2 separate regions of the Homo sapiens genome follow, and region 1 is linked to region 2. A link is a loop called in an ENCODE intact Hi-C map of the cell type or tissue named here. Cell type or tissue: endothelial cell of umbilical vein. All regions are shown on one strand. Each heading gives the region's core, and the rest is flanking DNA. Links, peaks and the distances in the headings are about the cores only. Region 1 overlaps COPG2 (coat protein complex I subunit gamma 2). Region 2 has its middle 24 kb from the start of CPA2.

Region 1 (9,303 bases), core at 646-8,645, 320 kb after region 2:
ACAAATATTAGCCAGGTGTGGTGGCGTGGGCCTGCAGTCCCAGCTACTCGGAGAGCCTGAGACATGAGAATTGGTTGAACCTGGGAGGCGGAGGTTGCAGTCAGTTGAGATCGCACCACTGCACTCCAGCCTGGGTGACAGAGAGAGACTCTGTCTCAAAAAATAAATAAAATAAAATAAAATAAAAATAAAGACCAGTGTCAAGATGTGTGAAGAACGTGAGATTTTACCCTGCTTGTGGCTAACAAGTTAACCTGTCACAATTTCATGGATGCTGGTAGAAAACAAGAGACTCCTGGCTCAGCGATGAAAGACAGTTAACTACTCACAGCAGTAGCAGTAGCCAGAGTGTGAGCATTTTGGGGTGGGTCTCCTGAGCCCCAATTCCCAAAGTGCAATGCAAAGAGAGCCAGATAATACCTGGTCTTGCAGTAGGCTGCATTACTGAATAAGAACCCTAAGGATGGAACCTGAACATTTTACAGTGGGGAGTAAGTATGCCTGTCCTTTTTTCCGAAGGAAAACATTATTATATTGGACCATAAACATGTTTACTTTTTGCTCCAGAGGGCTTTTTGCTCTAAATACTATTAGTATTTCCTGGGGCTGCAAGGAAATCTTCCCTTTCCTTTAGAGGGAGACATGATCTCTATCTTCTAAGGCTAGAAGATGTCTTGTATTATAGAAAGGGAATACAGTTATGGTAGCAGGAAACAGAGGGCAGTTAGCGCCTAACTTGCAAGATGTGCAGAAATGAGAAGAGACTCATGGAGAATTTAGAATTGTCTACCAACAATCGGATAACCCCAAATCCATATATACAGTTTCAGAGCATAGAAAATGAAAGAAAATCTCCATAATGTTTGTATGAAGCAATGATACTTAAGCCTAATAAAGATGGTATATATGTACAGAAAGAAAAATTACAGACTAAAATCATTTATAAATACCGATGTAAAAATTCTAAGAAATATATTAGTTAATAGATTCTAACACTACCTTAAAGAAATAATGCACCATGATGAAATGGGTTTTATCAAGAATGTAAAGATGGTTCAGCATTAGAAAATTGATAAAATAACATCACATTCATGAGTCAAAGGATTATATCCAAAATGCTGAAAAGGCTTTGATAAAATCCAACATCCATTCCTAATAAACATTCTTGAAAAAAAAAGGAACAGATGGATATGTCCATAACATAAACATATATACTTCAATCCTAATGACAGCATATTACTTAATATGGAACCCTGAAAGGCATTCCCATTGAGGTCAGAAGTGATGCAAGGATGCCACTATCTCCACAATTATTTAGCATTATTCTGGAGATATTAGCCAATGCAATTAGATAAGGGAAAACAAAGAAACAAGAATCGGAGAAGACAAAACAAACAAAAATATCTTTATTTTTAGATGACATGATGGTATATATGAAAACCCTAGAGAATGAATAATAAAACTAACTCGATAATTCACCAAGGTAGCAGGATATAAAATTAACATGCAAAACCAGTAATATTCATATACATAAATGATAACCAGGTAGAAGATAAAATGGAATAAAAAACATTTATAATAGCAATGAAAAAGGTAAGTTATTTAGAAATAAGCATTTTAAAACCATTCAAAACTAATATAAAAATATTTTTTATAAAACATTCTTGAAAGGCATAAAAGCAGATTTGAACAAATTAAAAGACATCCTTGTTCTTAGGATGTTCCAACATCATCAGGATATGTATTCTCCCCTAACTTATGAATTTAACGTGATCCCAACAGAAAATGTCAACAGGGTTTTTTATGAAGCTAGACAACTTGATACTAAAGTTCATTAGAAAAATAAACATGTGGCTGGGCATGGTGGCTCATGCCTGTAATTCCAGCACTTTGGGAGGTCGAGGCGGGTGGATCACCTGAGGTCAGGAGCTCGAGAACAGCCTGGCCAACGTGGTGAAACCTCGTCTCCACTAAAGATATAAAAAATTAGCTGGGCATGGTGGCGGGTGGCGGGTGCCTGTAATCCCAGCTACTTGGGAGGCTGAGGCAGGAGAATCGCTTGAACCTGGGAGGGGGAGGTTGCAGAGTGAGCAGAGATCACGCCGTTGCACTCCAGCCTGGGCAGCAAGAATGAAACTCCATCTCAAAAAAAAAAAAAAAAAAAAATCATGCAAGAATAGCCAGGAAAACAATGAAAATAAAGAACTATGATGGAGGGCTAAGCATCCTACAAAGCTTCTATATTTAGAACAGAGTATAGCAGTAGTATATGAATAAACAGACCAATATATAAGTAGAAAAGACACTCCAGAAACAGACTCAAGTACATACGCAACTTTTTTGAGTTTGTATGAACATACAAACTCAAGTACATATGATAAAGATGATGTCTGAAATTACTGGGGCAAAGACGGTCTTAAAAATTTTCTTTCAGCTTTCCCGTCTACAGAAAAAATTAAAATAATTTTTTTTTAGATAAGGTAATGTGGTTTGGATCTGTGCCCCCAACCAAATCTCATGTTGAATTGTAATCGCCAGTGTTGGAGGTGGGGCCTGGTGGGAGGTGACTGGATCATGGGGGCGGATTTCCCTGCTGGTGCTGTTCTTGTGATAGTAAGTTCTTGTGAGATCTGGTCATTTAAAAGTGTGTAACACTCCTCCACACCCCCCTTGGTCATGCTCCTGCCATGTAAGACGTCTGCTCCTGTTTTGCCTTCCACTGTGAGTAAAAGCTCCCTGAGGCTGCCCCAGAAGCAGATGCTGCCATGCTTCCTGTTCAGCCTGCAGAACTGTGAGCCAATTAAACCTCTTTTCTTTATAAATTACACAGTCTCAGGTGTTTCTTTATAGTAGTGTGACAACATACTAATACAGAAGATCTTGCTCTGTTGCCCAGGACAGAGTGCAATATGATCACAGCTCACTGCAGCCCCAACCTCCCAGGCTCAAGTGATCCTCCCACCTCAGCCTCCCAAGTAACTGGGATTATAGGTGTGCACCACCATGTCTGACTAATTTTTGTATTTTTTTGTAGAGACAGGGTCTCACTATGTTGCCCAGGCTGGTCTTGAACTCCTGGACTCAAGCGATGCCCCTGCCTTGGCCTCCCAAAGTGCTGGGATTAAAGGTGTGAGCTACCACACCTGGCTTTAAATAGAATTTTGGGGGGCAACTAACTGTGTAGTCAATGGAAAAGGATAAGATTGAATCTGTTTATAGCATATATAATAAAAAAATTCAATGGACCAGAGATCTAAATGTAAAATATGAAACTATAAATGTATTAGAAGAGAACATGAGTGAATTACTCTAAAATTTGAAGGGAATATAATTTTTAATTATGAATTCAAAGTCAAATAAAATAAAAGGTTGGCAAATATGACTACCTAAAAAAAATAACACTTTTGCATGTCCAAAGACATCATAAGAAAAGTCAAAAGACAAATGACAAACCGGGAGAAGATATTCATAACATCTTTCACAGATAAAGAGCTAATATCCTGAATATACAAAAAAATTAAGGAAACAAAAGACTAAAAATCCTAAAGAAAATGCGGAAAATGCAGCCTACCCAACCCATTGCAGCTTCTGCCAACACCAACATAAGACTGCTTGTGTCCCTGTAGGTTGCTCCAACATCACTACTGCCCATCACCCACACCACCCCAGCTGCCAGGGGCCGGAGAACCCACTCACACACTGAGCTCACTGCTCTCAGTATCTCTTTCTAGCAAGCCACCTTGAGGCCCAAGGATAGCCCTCTAGTACCCACAAACACTGGAGCCAGTGTAAGCTGGGCCTAAAAATAGGCACATTTGGTGTACTGCTGCCACTACTGGAGCCCAAAGACTGACTGACTATGTGTCCAGATCCCCAGCTAAACTTCACCACAACCTCAACTAATGCCTGTACCCTAAGTCACTGAGGAATCATAGAGACCACTGACCCTGTGTACTGCTCAAGAGGTCATACGAAGATCCCACTACCACAGGCACTCAAAATCAAAGCCAAGGTATCTTAATAACAAATACACGTCTTTAGCAAAAAACTCACTCCTACAAATGCAATTTGAAAAAACTAGAACAGCAACTGCTACACCAGATGCACAAAACTGTCTGCTTGAATACATGGGTAAAGTTTGTTTTTTAAAAGTCTGGATGCATACTAAGTAGAGAGTAAATAGGGTTAGTTATATTACTTGACTGAGTATAAAAAAAGAATGAAGCAATAAAATGTTTCTACTTTTATTCTTTTAACTGAAATTTATTTATTTATTTTTTTAAAATCATCTCTGACATACTCTCACCAGTTCTATTCAACCCTGTTCTGGAAGTACTTTTTTAATTAGGCAAGAAAAACAAAGGAAAGGCATTTGGATTGGATATAAAGAAGTAAAACTGCCTCTATTCACAAATGGCACAATTATTTATATAGATAATCTCAAGGAATACGTATAATGATGACTAGAACCAGTAAAAGTACTCAGCAAGGTTACAGGATACCAAGTTAATATGGAGAAGTATTTTTTAAAAGTTTTTCATTAATAGTAAACAATAAAATAAAAATTTTAATAAAATATCAAAAGCATAAAATATTTAGATATAAATTTAACAACAGATTTGCAAGACCTCTAGAGTAAACACTACAAAACACTGCTCAGAGAAATTAAAGAAGATCTAAAGGGAGAGATATACCATATTCATGAAATAGAAAAATAATGTTAAGATGTCAGTTCTCCCCAAATTGATTTATAGATTCAACACAATCCCAGTCATAATCCTAGCAGGCTTGTTTAGTAGAAATTGATAAATTGGTCCTAAATTTCATAGGAAATGCAAAGGAACCAGAATATTAAAAAAGAAAAAGTTGGAAGACCGCACTACTTAAGAGGTACCATAATGCTACATTAATCAATATTAGTGTGGTACTGGTACTGGATTGACAAACAGTTCAGTAACATAATACAAAGCCCAAAAATATACCTAAAATATATGGGTATTTGCTTTGTAGACAAAGGTGCCAAAGCACTCCAACAGGGAAAAGGAAGTCTTTCCAACAAATTATGGTGGAATACAGTAGATATAGGTATGGAAAAAATACTGAACTTACCAAACAAACAGTAATTCAAGTTGGATCATTGCCTAAAATGTAAAATCTAAAACCATAAAGCATTTAGCCTAAAGCATGAGAAAACAAGTAGATAAAGGTTTCTTAGGGAACAGTAATAACTATGAAAGAAAAAAATTGATAAATTAGACTTCATAAAAATTTAAAACTTCTGCTTCTCAAATGATACCGTTAAGAAAATAAATAGGCAGCCAACAGACTGGGAGAAAATATGATCATGTTTAAACTCTTACCTTGAACTCATCTGAGATTTCAGACACAAAAGAAGATATCTGCTTCATGAGCCGGTCCACACTGCTCTCACTTCCTGTTTTGAGGAGTGTAGTAATGGCTAAGGTAGCAATGCTTCTGTTTGAGTCTGTGATTAAGTTTTCTAAGTCCAGATTGCAGGCAGTAACAGCAGAGGGGTGCTTCATTGCCACCTTGTGGAAGGGCAAGAAAAAAAATTAAGCAAATTGCTTTTGATAAAGGCCAGAACTTAAATTTTAATTGAGGTAAGTGGCAATCCAAAGAGGACAGGATAAGTTAAAAGTAATTGCTTCAAAAACAAAAAGAATGGCTCCAGTTAACAAGGTATATCTTTTAATAAATGATCAACGGCCAGAGTATAGCATCGTACTCTCTTTTGTTAGGTTCCTCTAACCTTTCTAACATTACCATTTTTAAAAAATTATAATTGGCCTGTATTTCCTTATAGTACGTGTGTTCATATACGTCTATTCTATTAGATGTTAGGAGTACTGACAACAGGATCTAGCATAGTAGTCAGTGCTCGACAAAGACTGTTAATATCTTATCAGTTAAAAAATACTGCTGCATTTCAAGACGCAAACTCCAGCCAAACTGCATTATCTATGGTTACTACATGGTCTGCCATTCTCCTGCATCCTTGTTTTTGTTGATGTTGTCCCACCTCTTTGTCTATCCCAATATTGGTATGGAATCCCTTACCCACAATTTGGAAAATCTGAAAACACTCTGGAAAGCAGAGCACTGGGATGAAAATCCATTTAACAGCAAAACATGACCCAAACTAATGCGAAACTCTTTAATTCTTAATTTATACCACTTGACAAGGATAGTCATATGTTTTGTGCAAAAATATTAATGTTTTTTAATGGTGGGATGCTGCCCCAGGCCCACTGGGGTTAGTAAATAAGAGATAACACCATATAACCTTTCTAAAATTTAACTAAAAGCAAATTCTGAGACACATCTGGCCCCAAGATTAGAGATGAGGGATTGTAGACCTGTATCAACTCTTTAAAAACAATTTAGGCCAGGCTTGGTGGCTCATACCTGCAATCCCAGCACTCTGGGAGGCCGAGGTGGGCAGATCACCTGAGGTCACGAGTTTGAGAGCAGCCTGGCCAACATGGCGAAACCCTGTCTCTACTAAAAATACAAAAATTAGCCGGACGTGGTGGCAGGTGCCTGTGATCCCTGCTATTTGGGAGGCTGAGGCATGAGAATCGCTTGAACCTGGGAGGCGGAGGTTGCAGTGTGCCAAGATCGTGCCACTGCACTCTAGCCTGGGAGACAAAGTGAGACTCTGTCTCCAAAAAAAATAAATAAATAAAAAACCATTTAAATTGTTGTTCTATAAAGGTTTCTTCCATGGCTGCTCTAAACTTCTCTTTTCTTCGACTGTTTACACAATTAATTTATAATTATGTATTGCCTATGACAAGTCTTCTATTACATTTAACTTTCATTTACATTTTCTATGCTTATTTAATTTATTCTGTGTTTCTGTATTATATCCTCTAAATCTATACTGTCTAATAACATAGCCAACAGCAACATGTGACTACCAGGCATTTGAAAGGTGGCTAATCCAAACTGAGTATGCTGTAAATGTAAATATACTGGATGTCAAAAACTTGAGATATGTAAAAATATCTATTACATGTTGAGATGACATATTATATGTATTATGATAAAATATACTATTAAAATTAATTTTACCTTAAAAATTTTAATGTGGTTATTATGAAATTTAATATTACATATGTGATTCACAGTGGGTTTCTACTGGACAGGGCTGCTGTAGACCAGCACTGTGCAAGAGAACTTTCTTCAATGACAGAAATGTTCAAGATCTGCACTGTCCAACAGCCACTGACCACATGTGGCTGTGAGTACAAGAAGTGTGACTCATGTGACTGAGGGTTGAATTTTTTATTTTAATTAATTTAAATTGAAATAGCCACTGGTGGCTAATGGCCACCATATTGGACAGTGTGGCTCTTGAATATAAAATGCTTAGAAGTCAGAAATGAGTTATAATCTTCAGCTAAATAATAATAAAAATGAGCATACTCAAGGCCACAAATACAAGTGAAGTGTTGTAGAGGTGAAGCCCATAAATCACATATACTAACCTTGGAGAGAAAACCAAATGCTTCACATTTAATGTTTCTCAATTAAATACTGATATAAGTCAATAATTAGCAAAGAAACACCTACCTTGTTCAAGGTCCTCACAGCTGCATATCTCAAGGCTGGCTTAGGAGAACTACAGAAAAGTTGAAGAACTAAAAAAAAATAATAATAATAATATGTAACATTAAGTAATATTACATATACATACCGTGAATACTCCTGGCTTAAGAGAACTATAGAAAAGTTGAAGAAGTAAAATACAGATATAGATACAGTGACTATTACCTATATATGCTGTGAATATTCCTTATCTCATCATATACCATATAGCTGAAAATATAGTACATAATGAATCACATTCAAAATATGCATACATTTTATCACAGCATCAAAAATTTACATGAAAAATGTAACATCAAAATAGAAAAAGCACTTTTGGGGCGCCTGTAGTCCCAGCTACTCGGGAGGCTGAGGCAGAAGCATGGCGTGAACCCAGGAGGCAGAGCTTGCAGTGAGCCGAGCTATCGTGCCACTGCACTCCTGCCTCAGTGACAGAGTGAGACTCCGTCTCAAAAAAAAAAAAAAAAAAGAAAAAAAAAAAAGAAAAAGCACTTTTGGTCAGTTATAAAAACTTAAATAAGAAACAAAGTTTGCTCTTTTTAAAAAAAAATTAGAATACCCATTAATACCTGAACTAAATGGTAGAAATATTGACAGTTCTGAAAACAAATGGGCTTTTTAAACACCAAGGAAAACTGTAAAATGTTTTCAAAAGTTTCATACGAGGAAACAGAAACTTTAAAAAAAAGCAATAAAGAACTATTATTAATAAACTATGTACATATAAATAAAATTCTTTCAAAAGTTTTATATGGAGAAATAGAAACATTAAAAAAAGTAATAAAGTAAGGAACAACTAAAATAAACTATCTACATATAAGCTATCAGAATGCAAAGGCTATATATACACAGAGCTAGTGTTCAGAAAACATTCTTAATACCTATTCTGTAGACCTATGAAACTTAAAGCAAAAACTTAGGAACATAAAAGCCAGCCATCAAATATAAAACAAACCTGAAACAGCAGGTGCCAACTCTCTTGCAGTGCAGTTAGGAAGATGGATGATAGCTGAAGCAGCTTCATAAATAACCATTTCATGTTTATTTCGCAAGCAGCTCTCAATGAAATCAAACAGTGGACTTTCATGGCTGCCAATAAATATTTATAGGCCATTATTTAGATATCAAATAGAGAGGCAATATGCATAGGGATTAAAAGCACAGGCAGATTGAGAGGCACTTCTGGAATGGTGGATGAGGGATTTCTAAAAATTCATTTCATCACAAAGCAATTAGAACACTGGCAAAATTGTCAAAATCAACTTTTGCAGAACTCTAAAAAATTAATCAAAGATTTGCAACAATCCTGAACATCTATTTAAGAAAAGTAGCTGAATCTTAGTAAAAATGGTGAAGTTTCTGGTGTTTTAACCTACTCATTCTCAATTTCCATGCACCTCTTCCCAGTTCCATAGCAGTCTTGGAAACCAGCAGCCTCAGAACCACAGTAACTGTGAATGCCAGCAGCCTAGCTACAAAAGCAGCTCTGGGCCAAAATCTCATCCCCAGAGAACTGTCACTATGTGACCTGTCTGGTGCTCCTAGAAAAGCCCTATTCACAGGCTAATCTTTACTTCACCTGACTCAAGAGCTCATTCAGCATGAAAAGCCCTATGCCCAGGGAGTTTGTCCAAAAAAATCAGTAGTATTTGGTTAATCTTGCAGCTGCCA
Region 2 (9,303 bases), core at 556-8,555:
CAAAAATTAGCCAGGTGTGGTGGTGGGTGCCTGTAATCTCAGCTATTTAGGAGGCTGAGGCAGGAGAATTGCTTGAGTCAAGGAGGTGGAGGTTGCAGTAAGCCAAGATCGCACCACTGCACTCCAGCCTGCACCAACAGAGTGAGACTCCATCTCAAAAAAAAAAAAAAAAGAATTTGTCCAACAGAAATATCCTTTTAGTAGCATACACAAAAAATTAGATACACAGCTAAGGACATTCACTATAGTATTGTCTGTGCTTAGGTTTCCAGATTCTGAGTCTGTTTTTCAAAACTGACATTTGTGTTATGTTGTTTTCTGATTAGAAGCACCCATGTGCATTGTAAGAAATTCAAATAAAATGGTTATGTTAAATTAGAAAGAAAATTCCACCCCCAAATATAATTACTACTAACAGTTTAATGCATATTATTTCCGGACCATTTTTGTACATAAATACATGCAGTAATATGAATTTAAGCTTTCCAAATCTTATAACTAGATTCAGATAAATATTTTGAGATACAATTTATCCTCATCCAAATGCTCACTATGTGCTATTTAAAACGTATAAGCTGAATACATTGCAAAAACTAATATCCTTCACTATCTGAATTCAGTTCTCAAACTTTATCTCTTGGTGTCTCAATTTAGAAATAGATTTGAGATCCAAGGATAACTGGATAAATATTTTTTCTTCTACAAAAGTTAAACTGTAACATACACTATTCAACAGCTTGCCTTTTTTTCCTTACAAATATATTTTATACATCATTCAATGTTAGTTCATAAAGATCTATCTCAGCTGGGCATTGTGGTTGATGCCTGTAATTCCAGCACTTTTTTGGGAGGCCAAGGCAGGAGGATTGGTTGAGTCCAGGAGTTTGAGACTAGCCTGGGTAACATGGCAATACCCCATCTCTACAAAAAATACAAAAATTAGCTGGGTGTGATGATGCACGCCTGTAGTCCCAAGTATTTGGGAGGCTGAGGCAGGAGGATCACTTGAGCCCAGGAGTTGGAGGCTGCAGTGAGTTATGATCAACATCACTGCATTCCAGCCTGGATAACAGAGTGAAGCCCTGTCTCTAAAAACAAAAGTAAAAAAGATCTATCGCGTTTCTTTTTAATGGCTGCATAGTACCATTGTACAGCTATAACATAATTTAACTGGTTTCTTATTGATGATAATTTATTGGTAGCCTAAGTATATGTATTGACATGGAAAGGTGTCCAAATATTTTTAAGTTAAAAAGTAAATTGGACCATATGTATAGTCTATTTTAAAAGGATAAGCTGGTTAATATATACACAGAAAAAAATTCTGGTGAAATATACTTCCAACTGCTATTTATCTATCTATCTACCTATCTATCTATCTATCTATCTCTCTATCTATCTATCATCTATCTATCTATTTAGAGATGAAGTCTCACTCTGTCGCCCAGGCTGGAGTGCAGTGGCACGATCTGGGCTCACTGCAACCTCCACCTCCTGTGTTCAAGAAATTCTGTCTCAGTCTCTTGAGTAGCTGGGACTACAGGCGCACGCCACCACGCCAGGCTAATTTTTGTATTTTTAGTAGAGACAGGGTTTCACCATATTGGTTAGGCTGGTCTCGAACTCCTGACCTCAGGTGATCCACTAACCTAGGCCTCCCAAAGTGCTGGGATTGCAGGTGTGAGCCACCGTGCCCAGCCCCAACTGCTATCATCAGAGGTACAGATTGAGACAGGAGAGGGGGACAATAATCATTTTTTGGGGGGTTATATTTTTCAGTGATGTTTGAATGGTTTTACTATGAAAATATTATTTTAGAAGCAGAAAAAAATAAAAGCACACAAAGGTACTGTCAAGGAACAATATTTCACCAAATAGAGCTTTAAAAATCTGATCGGCTTTTATTAGTGATTTATGAATTGGGCAGCATCTCATCTATGAAACAGAAAGGTGCTTTGGTGAGAGCCAAGCAGAGAGGGTTGGTTATGTAGGCAGAAAAAGGCTGAAAAGAGCAAAAACAAGGAGGAAAAAGTGCATTGATCATTTCAAAGTTACTTTCCTTATAGGGTTAAAGCAGAGGGGATTTTCATATCATGCCAACTCAGGTTGACTGGCCCCTTTGGATTAAATGCTGTGAATCTCTTGTTCTTTGGAAAACCAGCTGGTTTCTAAATTTAGTTTGATTATGTGGCACCTAGCATGAGTGACGCCATTCTGGTTTGGTCTGGTCTGTTGGGGCCTAGGGCAGGAGCTCAGTCCAAAACAAGGACCTCCCACAAATTTTATTTAACAGCATATACATGAATATTCTTTTTAAGATACTTTGAAATAGTGAAAAATTGAGTGCAGTAAATAAGGGATTGGTTAAATACAGTATACTCACATAGTGGAATACAATTGAGCTCTCCCCAAAATACAGTGTAATCCCACACAGAGAAAAATAACCAACATGGTAAAACCCCATCTTTACTAAAAATACAAAAATTAGCTGGGTGTGATGGTGGGCGCCTGTAATCCCAGCTACTCAGGAGGCTGAGTCAGGAGAATCACTTGAACCAGGGAGGTGGAGGTTGCAGTGAGCTGAGATCGTGCCACTGCCCTCCAGCCTGGCGACAGAGCAAGACTCTGTCTCAAAAAAAAAAAAAAAAAAGAAAGAAAAAAAAAGTAACCAATAACAACAATATGCCTTTATATAGATCAAACTGTTAATTATCTCTAGGAATATTTTAACTTTCTTAGTAATGTCTATAATATTGTAATTGTCAATATGCCACGTGAATTACTTTTACAGTTGAGATAAAAGGTTATTATTTAATGCTGGTTGAAACTGGGAATTTTATGATTTTTGTCTAGCTCTTGAGAAGCAACTACCTCACCCTGTTATATCAGGTAAGTCTATTGTTTATTTTTATTTATTTATTTTTTTGAGATGGAGTCTCGCTCTGTAGCCCAGGCTGGAGTGTGGTGGCTTGATCTTGGCTCACCGCAACCTCCGCCTTCTGGGTTCAAGTGATTCTCTTGCCTCAGCCTCCCGAGTAGCTGGGATTACAGGCATGCGCCACTGCACCCGGCTGATTTTTGTATTTTTAGTAGGGATGGGGTTTCGCCATGTTGGCCATGCTGGTCTTAAACTCCTGACCTAAGGTGATCCACTGGCCTCGGCCTCCCAAAGTGCTGGGATTACAGGTGTGAGCCACTGCGCCCGGCCCTATTGTTTAATTTTTATGCATTAGGCTTTCCTATGCATTTCCAGGAACCTATTATGATACAAGTAGACTGTGCAGATATCATTTTTTTCCCTCTAGACCAATGCTCTCCAATAGAAATTTATTGCAAGCTACATATGTAACTTTAAATTTTCTAGTAACTACATTTTAAAAAGAGCAGGTGCAATTAATTTTAATACTATATTTTATTAACCCAATATATCCAAAATATTATCATGTGAACATGTAATGGATATAAAAATTATTAATGAGATATTTTACATTCTAATTTCCACACTAAGTCTTTTAAATCTGGTGTGTGTTCTACTTACAGCATATTTCAATTTGAGTGCTAAATTTTCAACAGTTAAAATGTTGTCCTACCAAAACAATAAGGTATGTATGCATTTAAAGGAAAAATATTTCACTCTGCTTCAGTTTTTAAATGTAAGTTAAAATTAATTTAAAACGTCACTAGTGTGACCAGTCACACTTGCACATTTCAGGTACTCCATAGCCACAAGTGGCTGGTGGCTACAGCATTGGGGAGTGTAGATATAGAACATTCCACTGTACAGCTGTGGTCTAGACATTGAGCTCCAGGCAGATACAATCTCTTACTCATCTTCAGGGCTCTATGACTTAACAGTGCCTGTTACACAGTAGGAACGCCATAAATGAAGAACTCATTCATAGATCTGGGACTGAGATCATCATGAGCAGCACACTGATTAAGGGTGAAAAGACACACCTTCACAACATGGCCATGGATGGCCCTATTTACCTCCTCCTGAGCAGGACAAATAGTTAATATACGTGGAGGGATTTTGGTGTTGCAGACAGCAAATTATTTGTGGAATCTATTTGTTCTTCCCAACTGACTTAATATAAAAAAGAATTTGTATGATGGAATTTTAGACTCAAGATTGTCTTTGGTACAAGGCGGGAACCCGGTGTACCTTGGGACCAGGGGACTGACACAGTGGTTGTCTGCTGGGGGCAGGAGGGGGCAGCAGAGAGCCACCAGGGTGGTTGGCTCCGGGGAACCCAAAAGATGATGGATGAGTGGGAAAATGGACTGTTAGGGTGAACCCAAATCACAAACTCATAGATCAAAAGGAAAGCCAGGCTAGAAAGCCAAGCCAGGATGGAATCAATGTATAAGAAAATATGCTGTGAATCTGTGGTTTCCCTTATCACTTCAGTAGGAGATTTGACCTTTACTTTCTTTCTACTTAAATTATAAACAAAATGAAGAAAATTGGCCAAGTGTGGTGGCTCATGCCTGTAATCCCAACACTTTGGGAGGCTAAGGCAGAAGAATCATTTGAGGCCGGGAGTTTGAAACAAGCCTGAGCAACATAGTGAGACCCCATCTCTATTTTTTTTAAATAATAAAAAAAGAAAATTAAAATTGCTGTTTACCACACAGAATTTTTAGCAATTTGTATAGCCAAATCCCTGAGTTAACTTTTTGGTGTATTTCCTTCCAAAATAATAATCATTTTGAATACATGTTTTGTTTTATAAGCTCCTTAAAATTTTTTTTGTCTAATTCTGGGTTTCAAGGGGAATGCGTCTAGCTTTTGCCCATTCAGTATATAATGTTGGCTGTAGGTTTATCATAGATGACTCTTATTATTTGAGATATGTGCCTTTAATACCTAGCTTATTGAGAGTTTTTAATATGAAGGGGTGCTGAATTTTATCAAAAGCCTTTTCTGCATCTATTGAGATGACCATATAATTTTTGTCTTTAAGTTCTGTTTATGTAATGAATCACATTTTCTGATTTGCATATGTTAAACTAACCTTGCATCCCAGGGATAAAGCCTGCTTGATTGTAGTGGATAAGCTTTTTGGTGTGTTGCTGGATTTGGTTTGCCAGTATTTTGTTGAGGATTTTTGCATTGATGTTCATCTGGCCTGAAGTTTCGTTTTTTGTTGTTTCTCTGCCAAGTTTTGGTTTCAGTATGATGCTGGCCTCATAGAATGAATTAGGGAGGAGTCCCTCCTCCTCAATTTTTTGGAATAATTTCAGTAGGAATGGACCAGCTCTTCTTTGTACATCTGGTAGAATCTGGCTGTGAATCCATCTGGTCCTGGGCTTTTTTTGGTTGGTAGTCTATTTATCACTGATTCAATTTCAGAGCTAGTTATTGGTCTGTTCAGGGATCCAATTTCTTCCTGGTTCGGTCTTGGGAGGGTGTATGTGTCCAGGAATTTATCTATTTCTTCTAGATTTTCTAGTTTGTGTACACAGAGGTGTTCATAATATTCTCTGATTGTTGTTTGTATTTCTGTGGCGTCGGTGGTAATATCCCCTTTGCCTTTTCTAATTTCTTTTATTTGGATCTTTTTTGGTTTTTCAAGTCTCAATATCCTTCAGCTTAGCTTTGATTTTGGTTATTTGTTGTCTTCTGCTAGCTTTGGGGTTGATTTACTCTTGGTTCTCTAGTTCTTTTAGTTGTGATGTTAGGTTGTTAAACTGAGATCTTTCTAACTTTTTGATGTGGGCATTTAGTGCTATACATTTTCCTCTTAACATTGCCTTAGCTGTGTCCCAGAGATTCTGGTGTGTTGTATCTTTGGTCTCATTAGTTTCAAAGAACTTCTAGATTTCTGCTTAATTTCATTATTTACCCAAAAATCATTCAGGAGCAGATTATTCAATTTCCATGCAATTGTGTAATTTTAAGCTATTTTCTTAGTCTTGAATTCTATTTTAATTGCACTGTGGTCTGAGAGAGTGGTTGTTATGATTTCAGTTCCTTTGTATTTGCTGAGGAGTCTTTTACATCTGATTATGTAATTGAATTTAGAGTATGTGCCATGTGGCAATGAGAAGAATGTATATTCTGTTGTTTTTGGGGTAGAGAGTTCCGTAGATGTCTATCAGGTCTGTTTGATCCTGTGCTGAGTTTAGGTTCTGAATATCTCTGTTAATTTTTTGCCTGGGTGATCCAATACTGTCAGTGGAGTGTTAAAATTCCCCGCTATTATTGTGTGGGAGTCTAAGTCTCTTTGAAGGTCTCTAAGAACTTACTTTATGAATCTGGGTGCTCCTATGTTGGGCGCATATATATTTAAGAGAGTTAGGTCTTCTTGTTGAATTTAACCCTTTACCAATATGTAATGCCCATCTTTGTCTTTTTGATCTTTGCTGGTTTAAAGTCTGTTTTGTCTGAAGTTAGGATTGCAACCTCTGCTTTTTTCTGTTTTCTGTTTGCTTGGTAGATTTTTCTCTATGACCTCTCTCATCACTCCTATTCAATATAGTATTGGAAGTCCTGGCCAGAGCAATCAGGCAAGAGAAAGAAATAATGGGCATCCACATAGAAAGAGAGTAAGTCAAAATATCCCTGTTTGCAGGTGACATGATCCTATGTCTAGAAAACCCCATGGTCTCAGCTCAAAAGCTCCTTAAGCTGATAAACAACTTCAGCAAAGTCTTGGGATACAAAATCAATGTACAAAAAATCAGTAGCATTCCTATACACCAACAACAGTCAATCTGAGAGCCAATCAGGAATGCAATCCCATTCACAATTGCCACAGAAAGAATAAAATACCTAGAAATACACCTAACCAGGGAGGTGAAAGATCTCTACAATGAGAACTACAAAATACAGCTCAAAGAAATCAGAGATGACACAAACAAATGGAAAAACATTCCAAGTTCATGGATAGCAAGAATTAACATTGTTAAGATGGCCATACTGCCCAAAGCAATTTATAGATTTAATGCTATTCCTGTCAAACTACTGATGACATTCTTCACAGAATTAGCAAAAAACTGTTTTAAAATTCATATTGAACCAAAAAAGAGCCTGAATAGCTAAGGCAACCCTAAGCAAAGAGAACAAAGCTGGAGGCATCATGCTACCTGACTTTATACTACAGGTCTACAGTAACCAAAACAGCATGGTACTTACAAAGACAGATACATAGACCCATGGAACAGAATAGAGAGCCCAGAAATAAGGCCACATACCTACAGCCATCTAATCTTCGACAAAGCTGACAAAAACAAGCAATGGGGAAAGGACCCTCTATTTAATAAATGGTGCTGGGAGAACTGACTAACCATATGCAGAAGATTGAAACTGGACCCTTTCCTTACACCATATACAAAAATCAACTCAAGACGGGTTAAAGACTTCAGTGTAAAATCCCAGACTGTAAGAACTCTGGAAGACAACCTAGTCAATACCATTCTGGATGTTGAAACGGGCAAAGGTTTCGTGATGAAGATGCCAAAAGCAATTGCAACAAAAACAAAAAATGACATTGACTGGAAGCCTTATTGATTAACAAAGAAAAGAAATAAATTGACAATGGGATCTAATTAAATTAAAGAGCTCCTGCACAGCAAAAGAAACTATCAATAAACAGACAACCTACAGAATAGGAGAAAAATTTTGCAAACTATGCATCTGACAAAGGTCTAATATCCGGCATCTATAAAGAACTTATACAAATTTACAAGAAAAAAAAACCCATTAAAAAGTGGGCAAAGGACATGAACAGACACTTCTCAAAAGAGGACCTACATGTAGGCAACAAGCATATGAAAAAAAGCTCAGCATCACTGACCATTAGAGAAATGCAAATCAAAGCTACAATGAGATACCATCTCACACCAGTCAGAATGGCTATTACTAAAAAGTCAAAAAATAACAGATGCTGGCAAAGTTGTGGAGAAAAAGGAACACTTATACATTGTTGGTGGGAGTGTAAATTAGTTCGACCATTGTAGAAAGCACTGTGGCGATTCTTCAAAGAGCTAAAAACAGAACTACCATTCAACCCAGCAATCCCATTATTGGGTATATACCCAAAGGAATAGAAATCATTTATCATAAAGACATGCATTTGCATGCTCATTGCAGCACTATTCACAATAGCAAAGACACAAAATCAACCTAAATGCCCATCAGTGGCAGACTGGATAAAGAAAATGTGGTGCATATACACCATGGAATACTATGCAGCCAGAAAAAAGAATGAGATCATGTCCTTTGCAGGAACTTGGATTGAGCTAGAGGCCATAATCCTTAGCAAACTACTGCAGGAACAGAAAACCAAATACCTCATGTTCTCACTTATATTTAATAAGTGGAAACTAAATGATGAGAACATATGGCACATAGAAGAGAACACTGGGGCCTACTGGAGGTTGGAGGGTGCGAAAAGGGAGAGGATCAGGAAAAATAACTAATGAGTACTAGGCTTAATACCTAGGTGACAAAATAATCTGTACAACAAACCCCCATGACACGAGTCTACCTATTTAACAAACCTGCACATCAACCCCTGAACTTAAAAGTTAAAAACAACAAAACCCCAAACAATTTAATATTCTGTGAATATCTTTTCACATCTTTGAATTTCTTAGTATCCTTCCTTCCTTCCTTCCTCCCTTCCTTCCTTCCTTCCTTCTTTCTCTTTCCTTTCTTTCCTTTGCTTTCCTTTCCTTTCCTTTTCTTTCCTTCCTTTCTTTTTTTTTTTGGAGACAATGTCTCTCTCTGTCACCCAGGCTGGAGTGCAGTGGTACGCCCATGGCTCACTGGAGCCTCGACCTCCTAGACTCAAGGGATCCTCTTACCTCAGCCTCCCAAGTAGCTGGGACCACAGGTGCTTGCCACCACGCCTGGCTAATTTTTGTAATTTTTGTAGAGTTAGGGTCTTGCTATGTTGCCAGGGCTTGTCTCAAACTCCTGGGCTCACATGACCCTCCTGCCTCAGCCTCCCAAAATGCTGAGATTACAGGTGTGAGCCACCCTGCCTGGCCAGATTTCTTAGCATTCTTATATACTTTTTTTTTTTTTTTTTCCTAAAGAGGTAAGATCTTGTTGCTATGTTGCCCAGGAGGGACTTGAATTCCTGGGCTCAAGGGATGGGACCCTTCCATCTCAGCTTTCCCAGTAGCTGGGACTACAGGAGTGTGTCACCATGCATGGCTGGCTCTTATATATATCATTTCTAATGGTAGCCTTATGTCCGGTGTGAATTTGCTCTGCTTGATTTAACCAACTGGCAATTAGAAGACACTAGGATTTTTCTAATTTTTCATCAGTTTAAACAGCATAAATCC

Evidence for each region. A loop is a pair of places that touch in the nucleus more often than their neighbours do. Peaks named below come from ENCODE experiments on the same cell type or tissue, not always from the same donor. Only the 100,000 strongest peaks of a DNase experiment are listed, where the experiment ranks them.
Region 1: a loop joins it to region 2, with 10 times the contacts of the local background. A loop is called at or near these places in 20 of 110 quality-filtered maps.

The regions. Positions count from the first base shown.
Region 1 is chr7:130,555,673-130,564,975 of GRCh38, forward strand. COPG2 (coat protein complex I subunit gamma 2) reads right to left here. Exons shown (of 24, transcript NM_012133.6): 10 at 8,588-8,721; 11 at 7,597-7,664; 12 at 5,361-5,549. Among named protein-coding and RNA genes, the nearest start is that of COPG2IT1, 17 kb to the left of the region's middle. In endothelial cell of umbilical vein, for the core only: no CTCF peak of the experiment used is centred there; a DNase peak (open chromatin) is centred at 5,499.
Region 2 is chr7:130,238,519-130,247,821 of GRCh38, forward strand. No RefSeq gene overlaps it. Among named protein-coding and RNA genes, the nearest start is that of CPA2, 24 kb to the right of the region's middle. In endothelial cell of umbilical vein, for the core only: a CTCF peak has its summit at 4,215 (motif pointing right); a DNase peak (open chromatin) is centred at 4,223.